2 separate regions of the Homo sapiens genome follow, and region 2 is linked to region 1. A link is an interaction called in ENCODE POLR2A ChIA-PET data of the cell type or tissue named here. Cell type or tissue: PC-9. All regions are shown on one strand. Links, peaks and the distances in the headings refer to the core of each region. The heading gives the core; the rest is flanking DNA. Region 1 overlaps GNAL (G protein subunit alpha L). Region 2 overlaps IMPA2 (inositol monophosphatase 2).

The links. Peaks named below come from ENCODE experiments on the same cell type or tissue, not always from the same donor. Only the 100,000 strongest peaks of a DNase experiment are listed, where the experiment ranks them.
Region 2: POLR2A ChIA-PET joins it to region 1 with 17 read pairs; 2 of 35 experiments call an interaction of 5 or more read pairs at or near these places.

Annotation. Positions count from the first base shown.
Region 1 is chr18:11,804,083-11,812,798 of GRCh38, reverse strand. The region is part of intron 4 of GNAL (G protein subunit alpha L); the gene reads right to left. Among named protein-coding and RNA genes, the nearest start is that of CHMP1B, 43 kb to the left of the region's middle. In PC-9, for the core only: no CTCF peak of the experiment used is centred there; DNase peaks (open chromatin) are centred at 4,748, 5,368 and 5,868; H3K27ac peaks cover 2,275 bases.
Region 2 is chr18:12,009,673-12,018,388 of GRCh38, reverse strand. It overlaps IMPA2 (inositol monophosphatase 2), which reads right to left. Exons shown (of 8, transcript NM_014214.3): 3 at 8,402-8,506; 4 at 6,174-6,219; 5 at 4,016-4,124. Among named protein-coding and RNA genes, the nearest start is that of IMPA2, 33 kb to the right of the region's middle. In PC-9, for the core only: no CTCF peak of the experiment used is centred there; a DNase peak (open chromatin) is centred at 2,568; H3K27ac peaks cover 1,376 bases.

The DNA.
Region 1 (8,716 bases), core at 351-8,350:
CGAGCTCGGCTCACTACACCTCCGCCTCCCAGGTTCAAGTGATTCTCTTGCCTCAGCCTCCCGAGTAGCTGGGATTACAGGCATGCGCCACCACACCCAGCTAATTTTTGTATTTTTAGTAGAGACAGGGTTTCACCATGTTGGCTGGGCTGGTCTTGAACTCCTGACCTCAGGTGATCCACCCACCTTGGCCTCCCAAAGTGCTGGGATTACAGGCGTGAGCCACCGTGCCCAGCCTGAATGTCATTTTTAATGTTCATGTTTTATAAATTTCATTTTTCAGATTTTTTTCATTTCTAGTGCCCAGAAATACAATTGATCTCTGTATTTGTTCCTGTGTCCTGCAAGCTTGCTAATTTCACATATTAATTCTCTCAAGATCCTTGAGGCCTGGGGCAGAAACGGAATTCCCTGCAGGTTCCCAAGTACAGGAAGATGAAGCCAAGGGACCTTCATAGCCCCCCAGGGCCAGTTGCAGGATTTCTACTGCTTTTACTCATTTTTTCAAAGATACTTGAAGATTTGTCTAGGGATGCTATCTTTTATTTCCAAATTATAATCTCACAAAACAACTGTGGAAAGTATAAACTTTTACTAATCAGTTCCCACAGTACAGAATTAAATAAATCGAGTCTCCAGTGATGGAACATAGAATTTTCCTCAAGTATTTTTTTTCCCACAAAATTAATTTTTTAGCTTTTGACTTTTCACAATACTCCCACTCATAGACCTAAGATTCTCTCTGTAAAATCCTAATTCTCTAAGAAAGCTGTGCACTTGCAGCATGCCAAAGAGACTCACAAGAGAAACTTATTTGTGTGGGAACAGAAATAAAATAATTAGGTATTTTCATCAGGGAAAAAAGATTCAAAGAATCACGACTTTAGTCTTTGCTTCCAGACAAGCCTCTAAGTTATCTGACAAAAATTCTCCTTGGAACATCAAGCTTGAATTATGTAACATTTTAGGGTATTACTCTTATTCTTGGTCTTTTTAGTCACTCCGTATCCTTTCTGTTTTACCTGTTGAGAAGCAAAATGGAGAAAGGAGATTCCTTTTTTGGGGGAACAAGGTTAAATTTAAAGCAAATATCTGTAAAGGTGGGCTTGCTATATTCTTGCTGACAGTGACTATAGAATTAAATATATTTTTCTGTTGGCAAATTTTAGTGTAAAACACACCGTTTCTAATGAGAAGGCATGAAATAATGTTTATGGCAATTTGAGCATAGATTTTGGTATCTGAGTGCTGGGGTTCGAATCCCGGCTGGGGTGGGTGGGTTCTTAGCTCCGACTGCTGACAGTTAACAGTTTTAACAGTTTCCTCGCCTGGTCCAAGGGATAATCCAGTATTCCTGGGCAGAGGCTGGTGCTAAGGCCAGGACTGACCAGTTCACAGCTCACAGGGGAAGGTGGGTGGGGCAGAAAGGAGGAGAGTCTGTGAGGGGCAAGGGGCAGGAGGACATGGTGAAAGAGGCTGGAAAGACAAAGGAGAAGCGAGTGGGGGTGCGGGGATGTGGTGTCAGGGAGGACAAGCACAGCCGTGGGGCAGTCAAGAGTGTGGCGATCAGCCGTGGGGAGGGCTGCGCTGGGGCCGTGGGACGGTCCAGGAGGCTCCTTTGGCGGCTTTGGGTGCAAGGAAGGCACCCAGGAATGTGGCGTTGTGGCTTTTGGGAAATGTGGCAAGGCCCGGATTTCAATGGTGGGGCAGGGGAGCAACACATGGTAAGTAAAGGAAATTCTAGAAACATCTACAGAACACCTGCATGTGGAGAGCACCACATTAAGTCCTGGTGCAGAAGAGAGAAGGGGGCACAGGTTCTGAGCTGCAGGAGGGGCTGTGCTCAGATCATAAGCACGGCGGGGTGTGGGGGGCGGCCCAAGGGCACTGCATTCAGAACTGAGCTTCAACCACACCCACAGATTCCTGGATTTGCTCTCAGCCTTCAGACCCTTCAGGAACGGCCCAAGAAAATGTGACTTGTCCAGGCCAATGCACTTATAGCCAGCGTGGATGGAACAGAAGGGCAACAGATGACTAGGAAAAATATGCCACAGGGAAGAAAAGGGGTAGCAGAATACTGCCATAAACAACGTGAGATGCAGCTCTGAAATGTACCTGAGGGGCTGCATGCTGTAAACCAAGCCTCAATCCTCTGTGGGGTAAGGGGATGCTAGTGACCCACCACTGGACAGCCCCTCCCTGCAGGCTCCGGGCTGAGTTTTCCAGGTGACGAGCTGGGACTGGTCCAGCCATATTCAGCCCCACTGGGACCAACAGCTCACACCTGCCAGGCAATGTGCAGGCCTGTGATCTCTGTGTTATCAATGGGCAGATGTACTTGCACCCAACACCATAAAATTAGCTGATAGTGTCCTAATTGGGAACCAACAAGGGTTTTTTTGAGACAGGATCTCACTCTGTCACTCAGGCTGGAGCGCAGTGATGCGATCTCGGCTTACTGCAACCTCCGCCCCTTTGGGCTCAAGAGATCCTCCCACCTCAGCCTCCTGAGTAGCTGGGACCACAGGCGCACACCACCACGCCTGGCTATTTTTTTGTATTTTTAGTAGAGACAGGTTCTCGCTATGTTGTCCAGCCTGGTTCTGACAACTCCTGAGCTCAAGCAATGCATCTGTCTCGGCCTCCCAAAGTGCTGACATTATAGGCGTGAGCCGCCCTGCCCAGCCAAGGGTTTTTGTTCTATTGAGCTTTTGTTCTGAGAAGGTGCAGCCCCTAGCTCTGGGGAACCTCAGTGGCTACAGGAAGCTCAACACCTGCACTAGCTTAAAGGTATGAGGGGATTACAATTTCCACATACATACAAAAGGAAAGATTTCAAAGGCAGCCACTGAGCCCCTCTGTAATTCTGCAGTAGCTGTAAGTCTGTCAACAAATAACTGACATAAAAGGGAAAGAATATTGTCCAAAGAAATTCAAACACCTTGTAATTCTATACTTGTGGTTTGCACTAGATAATCTTAAATACTTCTTCCAGTTCTTGGACTCAAATATTTCAAGTTTTACATTTTCCCTCTTTCTATTTTTTGTCTGTTTGTCTTTTTTGAGACAGAATCTTACTCTGTTGCCCAGACTGGAGTGCAGTGGCTTGATCTTGGTTCACTGCAACCTTTGCCTTGTGGGGCCCAGTGAGTTTCATGTCTCAGCCTCTCAAGTAGCTGGGATTACAGATGTATGCCACCATGCCTTGCTAATTTTTGTAGTTTTAGTAGAGACGGGGTTTTGCCATGTTGGCCAGGCTGGTATCCAACTCCTGGCCTCAAGTGATCCACCCACCTCAGCCTCTTTCTATTTTTTCATGTCACAGCTTTATTGAGATATAATTTATATACCATACAATTCAACAATCTTAAGTGTAGAATTCAATGGTCTCTCTAGAATATTTGTAGAGTTGTGCCTTCATCACCACCATCAATTTTGGAACATTTTTATCACCAAGAAAAGCAATTCTGCATGACCCATTAGCAGACACTCCTCATTTCTCCTCCCCCAGCCTCCTGCTTTCTTCCTTTTTTTTTTTGAGATAGAGTCTCGCTCTGTCGCCCAGGCTGGAGGGCAGTGGCACGATCTCAGCTCACTGCAACTTCCGCTTCCCAGGTTTAAGTGATTCTCCTGCCTCAGACTCCTTAGCAGCTGGAATTGCAGGTGCATGCCACAACACCTAGCTAATTTTTGTTTTTTAGGTAGAGACAGGGTTTTGCCATGTTGGCCAGGCTGGTCTTGAACCCCTGACCTCAGGTGATCTGCCCGCCTTGGCCTCCCAAAGTGCTGGGATTTATAGGCACGAGCCACCATGCCTGGTCCCTCCTTTCTGTCTCTACAAATTTGCCTATGCTGGACGTTTCCTATAAATGGAGTCACACAATATGTGGCCTTTTGTGACTGGCTTCTCTGACTTAGCATGATGTTTCTAAGGGTCATCTCTGATATGGCATGTGTCAGCACTTCAGTCCTTGTTATTGCCGAACGGCATTCCATTACATGGATCGGACACATTTGTTGATCCATCTGTCATTTGATGAACATTTAGGCTGTTTCTACTTTTTGGCTATTATTGAGTAATGCTGCTATAAACATTCGTGTGCAAGTTTTAGTCTTGATGTATGTTTTCATTCCGTTTGGATACATGCCTGGGAATGGGACTCCTTTCTTTCCCAAGAGAAACATCTGGATCTATATATATTACAAGAGTTTCTAGTTGGAATTAGTCACTCAACATGATTAATTCCTCTCTGAACATTTAATAACTTCATTAAAAACTCTACTATTTATCCTATCCAGGTGGGTAGCATGGCAGATGTTACATGAGGGTAACACTTATCTAACTTTCTAATGCGTTTCAGATTTAAATTCGCACAGAGATAGTCCCAACATTCTTGGAATTCCTGACAATTCCAAATAATCAAATAAGAAAGCCCCAAAGCCTGGCTTAGTACCTCTTCCTGGCCTTCTGCTCCAGCCACAGCCACTTTCTGAGCTTCCTGGGCCACACTGTGAGGGAAGAGGGACAGCAGTAAAACGGGCAGAGGCGCTCTTTTGCTTTGGAGCTTGGAGTGCAGGGTGAGTGATTGGAGGAGAGTAGAGTCTGGGGAGAGTGGCGATTCCTTCCACTCCCTGCAGAGTGACTCAACCAAAGTAAGGCCTGTCATTCACCGATTCACTCAGCAAATATTTATCATGGTCCTGGAATGGGTAAGAAGACCTGTGAGGGTAGAGTAGGGACAAACAAAGTCTTTAAAAAAAAAAAAAAAAGAAGGCTGGGCTGGACAAGGAAGTGTGGTTTCTCCTGTGTGATGAGGGTCACCAATGACATTCAGGCTGCTTTCAGGGGACCTTGGTCCTCATCTGACCTGGCTCATCATTAGCACCTGACAGGGCTGACTACACCCTCCCCGTGAAACACTGTCTTGGCCTTCAAGACATCATGGCCACTTTTGCTCAGGGTTCACTGCTGGCTCCCTCTCTTCCCACAGCCTCCTAATCCTAGAGGGATCCAGGGTTGGTGCTGGGCCCCCCTCTCTATGTAAGCTCACTGCCTTGGCGATCTCCACTTTGTGGCATGCACACCATGAATATACTAGTGACTCCAAATGGACATCTCCAGCTTAGGCCTCTCCTCTGAATTCTGGACTTGCACATCCAATTGCCTGCCTGACATCACTGCTTGAATTCAACAGGCAACTACAACTCAGCAAGTGCCAAACAGAACTCTTAATCTTCCTCCCCAAACCTGCTCCACCTGCGGTTTCCCCCCACGGCCCGGCTTAGGCCAAACTCCTTGGAGACATCCCTGTGATCTTTAAGGAAATACTCTTGGCTGTACCTTGAGAATCTATCCAGATTCTGATTCTCGCACTGCTAAATTCCTGACTGAAGCCATCATCATCTAGTCCACGCAGTTATGGCCACAGCCTCCTATCTGGTCTGTTCCCACCCTTCTCACCACAGTCCATTCCACTCAGCAGCCAGTGAATCGTTGAAACCATAAGTCAAATCGCATTACAGGTGGGCTCAAAACAATCCAATGATTACTATGCAGCTGTAAAAAGAATGAGACCATGTCCTTTGCGAGGATGTAGAGCTGGAGGTTGTTCTTTTCTTTCTTTCTTTTTTTTTTTTGAGACAGAGTCTCGCTCTATCACCCAGGCTGGAGTGTATTGGCACAATCTCCACTCACTGCAACCTCTGCCTCCCAGGTTTAAGCAATTCTCCTGCCTCAGCCTCCCCAGTAGCTGGAACTACAGGCGTGCGCCACCATGCCCGGCTAATTTTTGTATTTTTAGTAGAGACGGGGTTTCACCATGTTGGCCAGGCCAGTTGTGATGACTCACGCCTGTAATACCAGCACTGTGGGAGGCCGAGGCGGGCGGATCACTTGAGGTCAGGAGCTCGAGCTGCAGGTTATTTTTAGCAAACTAACACAAGAACAGAATACCAAATAACACATGTTCTCACCTATAAGTGTGAGCTAAATGATGAGAACAAATCATTTCTGTGTAACAAATTATCCCTGAACTTAAGATAAAAGTTAAAAAAAAAAAAAAAAGAGTACTTCACAATATTGAGAAGGCCCTTGGTATTCTTCAGCCCTGCTTCCCTTTCACCAGCCTCCCTCAACAGGAGGACGTCTATGTGAATATCAAAGTGGAAGGACAGTTAATGGGCCGCAATGCTGGGCACACAGTTTCTTTCTTCCTTCGAATTCTTTTTCCTCTAATACTCACTGTTCCTGAGAGGGGTAACCTATCTCTCACTATATACAAAAATCGACTGAAGATGGATTACAGGCTTAATTGTAAGACTTGAAACTATAAAAATACTAAAAGGAAACCTAGGGAAAACTCTTCTGGACATTGGTCTAGGCAAAGAATTCATGACTAAGACCTCAACAGCAAATGCAACGAAAACACAAATAGACAAATGGGACTTAATTAAACTAAAAAGCTGCTGCACAGCAAAAGAAATAATCAGCAGAGTGAACAGACAACCTGCAGAATGAGTGAAAATATCTGCAAACTCTGCATCTGACAGGGGACTATGTCCAGAATTTATAAAAATCTCAACTCTACAAAAACCCCCAAATAATCCCATTAAAAAGTGGGCAAATGACATGAATAGACACTTTTAAAAAGAAGACATACAAATGGCCAACAAGCATATGAAAAAATGCTCAACATAACTAATCATCAGATAAATGCAAATTAAAACCACAGTGAGATATCATCTTATAGCAGTCAGAATGGCTATTACTAAAAAGACAAAAAAATAACATGCTGGGGAGGATGGAGAGAAAAGGGACACTTATACATTGTTCTTAAGAATGTAAATTAGCACAACTTCTATGGAAAACAGTATGGAGATTCCTCAAATAATCAAAAATAGAACTACCATTCTATCCTGCAATCTCACTACTAGGTATATATCCAAAGGAAAAGAAATCATTATGTCAAAAAGATACCTACACTCATATGTGTATCACAGTGATATTCACAATTGCAAAGATATGGAATCAACCAAAGTGCTCACCCATGGATGACTGGATGTGGTATATATACACGCAATAGAATACTTTTTGGCCATAAAAAAGTGAAATCATGTCTTTTGCAGATACATGGAGGGAACTGGAGGTCACTATCTTAAGGAAAACAATTCAGAAACAGAAAAACAAACACCACATGTTCTCACTTACAAGTGGGAGCTAAATAATCAGTATACAGGACATAGACTGTAGAATGATGGACACAGGAGACTCAAAAGGGTGAGGGGGTTGGTGGGGGGTAGATGATGAAAAATTACTTAATGGGTACAACGTACATTATTTGGGTGATGGATATACTAAAAACTCAGACTTCACCACTACACAATATCTCCATGTTCCACCCAAGCTGCACCTGTACTTTACCAGTACAGAATACCTCCATGTTCCATCCAAATTGCACGTGTACCTCACCACTACACAGTATCTCCATGTTCCATTCAAATTGCACCTGTACTTCACCACTACACAATATCTCCATGTTCCACTCAAACTGCACCTGTACTTCACCACTACACAGTATCTCCATGTTCCACTCAAATTGCACCTGTACTTCACCACTACACAGTATCTCCATGTTCCACTCAAATTGCACCTGTACTTCACCACTACACAATATCTCCATGTTCCACTCAAATTGCACCTGTACTTCACTACACAGTATCTCCATGTTCCACTCAAATTGCACCTGTACTTCACCACTACACAGTATCTCCATGTTCCATTCAAACTGCATCTGTACTTCACCACTACACAGTATCTCCATGTTCCACTCAAACTGCACCTGTACTTCACCACTACACAGTATCTCCGTGTTCCACCCAAACTGCACCTGTACTGCACCACTACACAGTATCTCCGTGTTCCACCCAAACTGCACCTGTACTTCACCACTACACAGTATCTCCGTGTTCCACTCAAACTGCACCTGTACTTCACCACTACACAGTATCTCCGTGTTCCACTCAAACTGCACCTGTACTTCACCACTACACAGTATCTCCGTGTCCCACTCAAACCGCTCCTGTACTTCACCACTACACAGTATCTCCGTGTTCCATCCAAACCGCACCTGTACTTCACCACTACACAGTATCTCCGTGTTCCATCCAAACCGCACCTGTACTTCACCACTACACAGTATCTCCGTGTTCCATCCAAACCGCACCTGTACTTCACCACTACACAGTATCTCCGTGTTCCATCCAAACCGCACCTGTACTTCACCACTACACAGTATCTCCGTGTTCCATCCAAACCGCACCTGTACTTCACCACTACACAGTATCTCCGTGTTCCATCCAAACCGCACCTGTACTTCACCACTACACAGTATCTCCGTGTTCCATCCAAACCGCACCTGTACTTCACCACTACACAGTATCTCCGTGTTCCATCCAAACCGCACCTGTACTTCACCACTACACAGTATCTCCGTGTTCCATCCAAACCGCACCTGTACTTCACCACTACACAGTATCTCCGTGTTCCATCCAAACCGCACCTGTACTTCACCACTACACAGTATCTCCGTGTTCCATCCAAACCGCACCTGTACTTCACCACTACACAGTATCTCCGTGTTCCATCCAAACTGCACCTGTACTTCACCACTACACAGTATCTCCGTGTTCCACTCAAACTGCTCCTGTACTTCAC
Region 2 (8,716 bases), core at 435-8,434, 210 kb before region 1:
AGTGGCTGGGTGCTATCCCAATGAGGATGCAGCACAACCATCCAGAGGTGGACAGGTGACAGAGAGAGGACATGACCCATAGAACAAGCTTGTCAACTGTTACTGAGAGCAAAGGTTATCTTTTTATTTTTTTAAGAGATGGGGTTGAGGCCGGGTGTGGTGGCTCATGCCTGTAATCCCAATACTTTGGGAGGCCCGGGCGGGTGGATCACCTGAGGTCAGGAGTTCAAGACCAGCCTGGCCAACATGACAAAACCCTGTCTCCACTAAAAATACAAAAATTAGCTGGGCATGGTGGCATGCGCCTGTAATCCCAGCTACTTGGGAGGCTTAGGAGGAAAATCACTTGAACCAGGGAGGCGGAGGTTGCAGTGAGCCGAGATCGCCCCATTGCACTCCAGCCTGGGCAACAAGAGTGAAACTCCATCTCAGAAAAAAAAAAACAGAAAAAAAAAAACCCAGTATAACTCATTATCGACTCTATATTTTAAAAATATGGTCAGGTGCAGTGGCTCACAACTGTAACCCCAGCACTTTCGGAGGCCGAGGCAAAAGGCTCACTTGAGGTCAGCAGTTTGAGACCAGCCTGGCCAACATGGTGAAACCCCGTCTCTACTAAAAAATACAAAAAAATTAGCCAGATGTGGTGGCGCATGCCTGTAGTCCCAGCTACTCAGGAGGATGAGGCAGGAGAATTGCTTGAACCTAGGATGTGGAGGCTGCAGTGAGCCAAGACTGCACCACCGCACTCCAGCCTGGGTGACAGAGTGAGATCCTGTTTCAAAAAACAAAACAAAACAAATAAAAAATACGTACTTCCTAGCACAGTCCAGTGAAAAGGCAACAAAGACTGACCCAGGAACAGGAAGTCCCCCCAGAACGCAGACTATGACCTTAGGAGGCCACTTTCCATAAAAACGAGACAATTGGAAATTTGAACACTGATGGGATTATTTGCTGATTTTAGGGATGCATTTTGGGTAGAGAGTGATATTGATGATGTGATTGTATTTGTAAGAGAGCAGTCTGTTTTTGGAGACACGCTGAAGTACTGACTAGGAAGTGACCTGATGCCTGGGATTGGCTCCAGGCAGCTGGGGGTGGCGGGAGCTGGTGGACACACACGAAGCAGGCGTGCTGCCATGTGAGGGGTCATGGGGCATCATTTTGCTTTTTCTGTGTACTTTGTGTATGTCTGAAATTTGCATGGTAGAATTTGAAGAAGCAGCTAATAAAATTCTTGCCTTCTTCTAATCCTTTACCTCTATCCAGTGCTGTTTTTTAACTTGTGAGTTGAAGATATTCCAGCAAGGCATAATAGAAATAAGAAAGGGGAAGCCAAGGGAAGCAGAAAGAGAGAGGGAGAAAGAGAGAGAGATTAGTGGTGCTTGTTTTAATGACTGTGTCCTCCAGAAACAAGTCCTAATTTTAACAACGGGGCATGACTTGATTGGTTTTGTGCAAAGATTCAAGTTTCTTCTTTGATAATGGTTCTCATTTTAGGATACTGTGCCCCAGGCACTATGCTGGGTGCTTTATATGCGTAACTTATTTAATCCTCTCGGTTATTTTTATTATCATCAGCATCCCCGTTTTCAATATGAGGACTGAGATTCAGAGAGGTTAAGGAACTTGCTCGAGTTCTAGTCACCTTAGAAAGTGGCAGAATCGGCCAGGTGTGGTGGCTCACACCTGTAAGCCCAACACTCTGGGAGGCCGAGGCGGGTGGATCACTTGAGGTCAGGAGTTTGAGACCAGCCTGGCCAACATGGTGAAACCCCGTCTCTACTAAAAATACAAAATTAGTCAGGTGTGGTGGTGCGCACCTGTAATCCCAGCTGCTTGGGAGGCAGAAGAATCACTTGAACCCAGGAGGTGGAGGTTGCAGTGAGCCAAGATTGTGCCACTGCACTCCAGCCTGGGTGACAGAGCAAGACTCCATCTCAGAAAAAAAAAAAAAAAAGCGGCAGAATCAGGATCTGAAATTGGGTCTGCATGGTGCCAAGAGACCGTGCTGCTGAAGAGCATGCACTGTCACCTCCTGAAGTCCATCTACCCATAGGAAAGAAAACAACCATGGTAGAAAACACGTGGAACCGCCTGTCCTGAATGGGCCAGTTTAGGTTTTCACTGATTCTTTTTGGCCTTTCTCCCATATGGAGGAATTTGGTGATATTTTATAGCATTGTGAGACAGGTACTGTAGGGAACAGAAGAATACCAGACAAATGAGAGAAGCCTCAGACTAGCAGCAGCTATCTGCTATGCATTTTATCCATCAGAATTTTTCTAAAGTCACAAATGAGTTTCAGAACATGAGCACTTCATGTTTCCTTCATTCTACGAAATTACCAGGCCTACTGGGGGCCACATAAAGGGGCCCTGGACAAAGCCCTTGCCCTAGTGGAGTTGGTGCTTGAGCTAGCAGCCTGCAGGCTGGGAGGACGCAGAGTTGCAGCCTGACTGAGCTACACGGGCGGGCAGCCAGGATGCCAAGAGCATGTTAATAGAGTTCAGTGTTATAATCCAGTGAAATATAGAGCAAAGTTCACCCGAGCATGCTTAGTAGCATGCTTCCTCACCACCAGTTACACAATGAGGCTGGAGTGGGCACCTCCTGGCACGCACAGCTGTAATTAAAGCTACTTTTTTCACTGCCAAACAAAACACTTCTGGAGAGGGAAGGTGAGGCAGGGCCAGAGGCCATTCCAAGGCCTCTCTGGGATCAGAAGCTCTAACTGGTGAGTCCAACTGCTGGTTGCCCCTCAGAGGCCCCCATGACTTCTCCCTTCCCCTGCTCTGGGCTCTCCTGCAGCCACCTCCTCTCCTTTGCACAATCTTGCCCTTCGTGTCCCTCACACAGTGGCGGGCCCTCTCCTGACACCTCATCCATCCTGGCCCGCCACTTTCCTGGCCGCACGGGCTCACAGCAGCAGAGATGGGCCATGGCCATAGCTCCTCTCGCTGCCTCGAAGGCCATCTGGGCACACAGGCATCAGCCAGGGAGGAAAGAAGTAGGAATAAATAGAGACAATGAAGAAAGGTTGCCAGGAAAGGAATTTTTAAGAGAGGCTGGAAGTGGGTCAAGAGGGGAGGCGGCAGGGAGGCTGATGGGAGAGCAGAAGAAAGAGTGTAACTGGCAGGGAATGAGATGGGGGGCCCTGCATGATGTCCACGCCAGAGACACACAAGGCAGAAACAAGCAGCAGTGCACTTCCGCCTTTTCAAACCCAGACATGCAGGTATTATGGAGCTTGTAAAATCTCCCATGCAGCTGCTGCTAGTCTGAGGCTTCTCTCATTTGTCTGGCATTCTTCTGTTCCCTACAGTACCTGTCTCACAATGCAGTTAAAATATCACCAGATTCATCCATGTGGGAGAAAGGCCGAAAAGAATCAGTGAAAACCTAAACTGGCCCATTCAGGACAGGCGGTTCCAGGCAGTATGCAGGGAATGGGAACCCCTCTCTCAGAGCCACTGGATGACCCTGAGATTCTGGGCTAAGGAAATCACGGCAGGCCATAACTGCAGAGGGGCTAAGGTGCCTCTTCACATGACTCATTCCCCAGGATGGCTCTTCTCACAGAAGCTGAAGCCAGTTACTGTTGTGCACACTCAGGGGCCACAGACTGCACCTGGGCAGCAGTGCCTGGGCAAAATCGGGACCACCGAGGTGTGCCGGGTGCTCTGAGGGGAACAAGCACCTGGCCTCGGGCTGCTCACCCAATCCCACTACAACCAAATCGTGACTGCGACTGGAGTACTTTTAGCCTGAAAGATGAGGGATGTGAGCGCAAAGCAGAATGAGGTTATTTAAAGCTCCTGGCCACGTGAACAAAAACACTAACATACAGAACTGGCTCCATTTCCAGTTCATCAGGGACACGATGTCCCTAAAAAGAGATGACACCATCAGCAAGGGACCTCCACCACCGTCCCACATCATGGTGGCTTTGGCATTCTCCTTTCACACTTTTATTTCAGAAGTAAACTGAGACGAGCGTTGTGAAGCCCACCTGTCTCCCCGGAGACCCGGAGCCGCTGGCCATTGCAGAAGGCGCCCCGACCCCGCCGGCCCGTGTACAGCCGCTCCTCTGTGCAGTGGTAAATCACTCCGAATTCAAGCTGTGGGCGGCAGAGGCAGGACAGAAAACAAAGATGGTTCACTCGTTTGATGTGGGAAAAAACATTGTTATTCAAAGATGAAGGCTGCGCTAGGCGTTAGGATAACACATTACACTGTGACAGAAATTACCTTTCCAAAAGGAACTGAGAAAAAGCAGTGCCTGCATTTAAAATGAGACCTGGACATAAAAGCAAGCTTGCTTTTGCTAAATAAGTACAATTTTAAAATATATTCAGACAAACAAAACTTTAAAAATTAACATCATAATCAAGTATTAGTAACCAGAAGTTATTGAAAAAGCTTAATTTTTTAGAAAGGCCCCTTTTGTTGCTGAAAAAAAGAATGTTACTTGTGACTCTAACCAAACCCCACAAGAAATCCTCAAAATTGCTGATGTGTGAAGAATGGAGAATGCATCTGTAAAGCCAGCGGAATCTCAGAAGCCCAAGGACAGCCCCAGCGAGGAAGAGGCACCGCCGCAGACTGGGGACTGATCCGTGAGCAGGCAGTGCGCTGAACAGTGGCCCGACTGCCCCACATCAGGGAACAAAGCATCAGACCACAGCCTCCCAGGATGAAGCAGCAAAAGGAAGAGGTCAGCGTGGAAAAGGACGGCAGCCCACGGCCGCGTGCCTCTGTGATCTTTCCTCTACCGACTTTTCACCACTCAGGGTTAACAAGGGCCAGCATGCTTGCTTAGCAAGTTAGCCAAGTGTTCACCTCTCTGGAAAATTAAAAAAACACCCTGGCCAAATGCCTTAGGAAAGCCTTGGCTGGCCCTGGGGTGAGCACAAACACCCTAGAGTGGACACCCCAAGCTACAGAGAAAGGGTTTATTTCTGGCGGTTGGAGGCGTCATTCAGTCAACGCTTTTTCAGAGCCTGCAGGTGTCTGGCAGCATTTCATCATCCTTCCCCTTCCGGTACCCTGGCTTTAAAGGAATCCTCATGACCAGGTCAGTCCTAGAATTCGGCTGGTTCCTGAGGCCTGTGAAGAGCTCCCAGAGTGCAGAGGAATGTCCCCCACTCCCATGGGGAGGAGCCCACCACGAAAAGCCAGGAGCTCCCGTATTCAGTGTAGTAACATAGGACAGACCCTAGCCAACCCACAGAAGGGCCAAGGACCTAGCCAGCTGTTCCAGCAGCCCCTTCACACAGTCACAGAACATCAATCAACCCCTGAAGTACTGCTCAGCCTCCCACCCACTCTGGGCACCACAATATTATTTAACAGAGAAAGACGTCAATCATTGCATCCTTAGACAAATTACAGTATTACAATTCTTACTTATCTTCAGCTTAAGTACTTTGAGATACTTTAGTACTTAACTTTAAATACTTCAACTTAAGTACTTCTCTCAGCTCCCCTGCCAGGGAGTCTGTGCTGAGACTAAGGTGAAGCTGCACAAATGCTGCTCTGAAGCAGGGCTGCTTTTGAGAAACATGCAGCCCTCGGCCCTATTTAAATAAAACTGTTTCAATTAGAAAGAAATTAAGGCTCTTCTCAGTGCTGCTGCTTGAATTATTTAATAAGCTTTAAACCTCAGCCCCACGCCTTCCATGCAGGTCGCACAACACTGTGTAGTTCAGAAGGTCTATGGGAACCATGAAAGAGCTATGTTCTCATGCTAATAACCAGAGGAAGATAAGAAAGAATTATTAGAATATTGGGATTGAGGATGCTCTCCAAAACTAAGTGCTCCTTTTAGTTTGTGAGATCACACGCTCTAGGGGTCAGCTGGAGATGCACTTGGACCGTTCACTTAAGACTTCCGCTTCCACAGCAGTGTCACAAATAGACCACGGTTGACACGAGGCCAGCCCTCCACGGGGGACAAGGGCCAGCCACGGAGCCCCACCCCGCACACCCCAAAGCCAGTCTGGACTTGTTTATTTTCTCGGATTTGAAACCCACAGGCTTGGATTTGCCAGTCATGATTAAGGCACAGGGCAAACAGCAAACCAGGCGCACAGAGGCTGAAGCCAGAAAGGAAGGATGGCCAGAGGGAGCCCAGGGAGGGGCCCTGGGGACCTGGGCCACACCCGCACCTCTTGTCGAACAGCAAATCCAATGCTAACCGCCACAGTCGGGAATCTGCAAAGGAAAATAGAAAGGTTTACTCTCTGGAACAAGAGCGGCAGCTCTCGGGAGCCTGTGTGCTGTGCGGCTCCCCGCAGGCTCAGAAGGACCTTCCTACACTCTGGGTGGGTTGGTTGTTTAAAAACTACTTCCCACAGTTTCACTAACTGCTTCCAAGACAAACAGAATAAACTGACCATGTCGTAAGACAGTTAACCTTGAAAGAAAACAGCACTGTGAAAGTCACATAAGACTGATGTAACTCAACAACCCTCTGAAGCCCAATTAGGAAGGATCTCAATCATCTGTTTTCTGGTTCTCCAGACCTAAAGGGACAGCAGAGCCCTCCCCAAAGGCCAGACCCAGTCCCAGGTGGGGCGCCAGGCAGGTGGTCCCAGAAGGCACCACAGCCTCCCCATGGGGGCCAGTTCTGAGCCACAGCTCACCCTGTGGCACTGCTAGCATCCCTGCCTGAGTGCCCAGTAGCCAGCTGCAGGGACAGCCACGGCTGCAGACAGTTTTCATGATCAGTTTGCCTGCAGTTTTGTGATTCTGCTATTGCCGCTCAATATCTTCAAAATAATCCTTCCTTTATAGGGAGATCACTGGAGCTTAAAAACAGGCAGGAAAGGCTGGGTACTGCAAACTGACAGGAAAAATGCAAAACCAATTGTACACAAATGCAACTCTGACTGCCAGGGTGTGTGGGACCTTGGGATGAGCCGCTGGCTTCCAGAGCAAATGCACCATGTGCCAGGCCTCACGCTTGTTCCAGTGCCCAGGAGAGCTTTCTCCCACTGCTGTGGCCCAGCACTGGTGGGCACAGGGGTGAACAGGCGCCATCTGAGTGGCAGATGCTGGTGGCTTTCGGATGTCTTCAGACCACAACAATCACCACAGCTATAGCGTGGGGTTCAGGAACTGTCAGGATCAGCTCTGGAGACTGTTCTGAAATTGCTGCTCTTTTCCCAGTCACCTCCCCAGTACCAGGATCCCCCCAGGGGTGCAGACAGGAAAGCACTGGAAACTATGTCTCTGGAGCCACTGAAGACCCTCGAATGGACGTGTGGCCTTCACCATGTGACGGGGCTTCACCTGCCATGTCACCATTATGAGCACCCTGGAACCACGAGCAGGCAGAAGTAATGAGGCTCCACTCAGTGACATACTCTGGGGAGGAGAGCCCTGGGAAGGATCATGCTTTAGTTGAAATGAGAGGAGAGATTGGTGACACATTTGCTGGCACCAGATGGCACGACTCCACTGCCTCGAAAGGGTCACCTTATGTAGGCACAACTGAATTCTCGAGGCAACTCACCTAGAAAAAGGCTGTGCTTAGCATGGAATAACTTCATGTTTTACATATAAACATGCCATCAGAGGCAGATCATAAAGGAGCCCACACCCGGGCTCTGCTCACCCTTCCTGCTTAGCGCGTGCAGCCTAGTGTGCTGGCGTGCACTGTGAGCGCAGGAGCTGCAAGCCACCCGCCCATGGAATGGGAATCTCTCCAGGGTTCTCCAGAGCTGGAGAACCACGCTCCGTTTAAGCCACATCATGCTCTGTGCCCCAGGCCCCCAGCCACCTGTGCGTGTAGACAGGCAGCGCAGCACCATCACCTGCCACTGCCAGAGAACACCTGTGGTCGTGTCCCTGTCACCTTTGCATCCTGTCACTTCACCATCCCCGAAGCTCCATTCCCTTCACCTCCCCACACGGGCCCTTCTGACCTCCCCAAACCTCCTGCTTTTTGTAACCACAAGGTTTGCTCTCATACAGGAAGCTGGCTCTCAAGTCTCACCTGTCACAGGCCACTCTCTACACCTTGGGCTCCGGGCCACTGTGGGGCAGCACAGGCTTTGTATCCCAACCTCACCTTTTTCTCCAGTGGGGGTGGGGTGTGAGGGGAGTCAGACTCCTTCAAGGGGTCCTTGTTAAATGCAACCCAACATTTTTAACATAACAAACTGGTTTTTAAACAAGTGCAGATTTCCTAACATACTCCAAGAGCCTCTCACAAACGGAAAACCTTATTTTAAAAATATCAAGATCTGATCATCTTTCTGATGAGACTATGAGTGTACTATAGGTTTGTTTATATATTCCTGCCTTAAAAAATGCTGCTTTTGAAAAGACAAAACCTCACAGAAGAGGACATGTTAAGCCCTGCAATGGAGGCGATCCCTGCTCAGCTCACCTGTGCACAAAATTGCAGGTGCCGTCGATGGGGTCGATGATCCACGTCGGGCTGTGGGTGAGCACACACTTGGCCCCAGAAGCCGCGGCCTCTTCTGCAATGAACCTGCAGTGGAAGAACCCAGCCTGAGAAAATGCACCAAGGACACAGAATAACGTGCCTGAAATTGCTTCCAGTCCCATTAAAGAAAAAGGTGGCACAGCAAACAGATGTCATCATGGTTTCTCTGGGTCAAACAGAGGCAGAGTCTTTAAACAACCATGTGCTTTTTGACCTGCCTGCCAGCGGACCTACTCAGCAGGATTTAGAAAACAG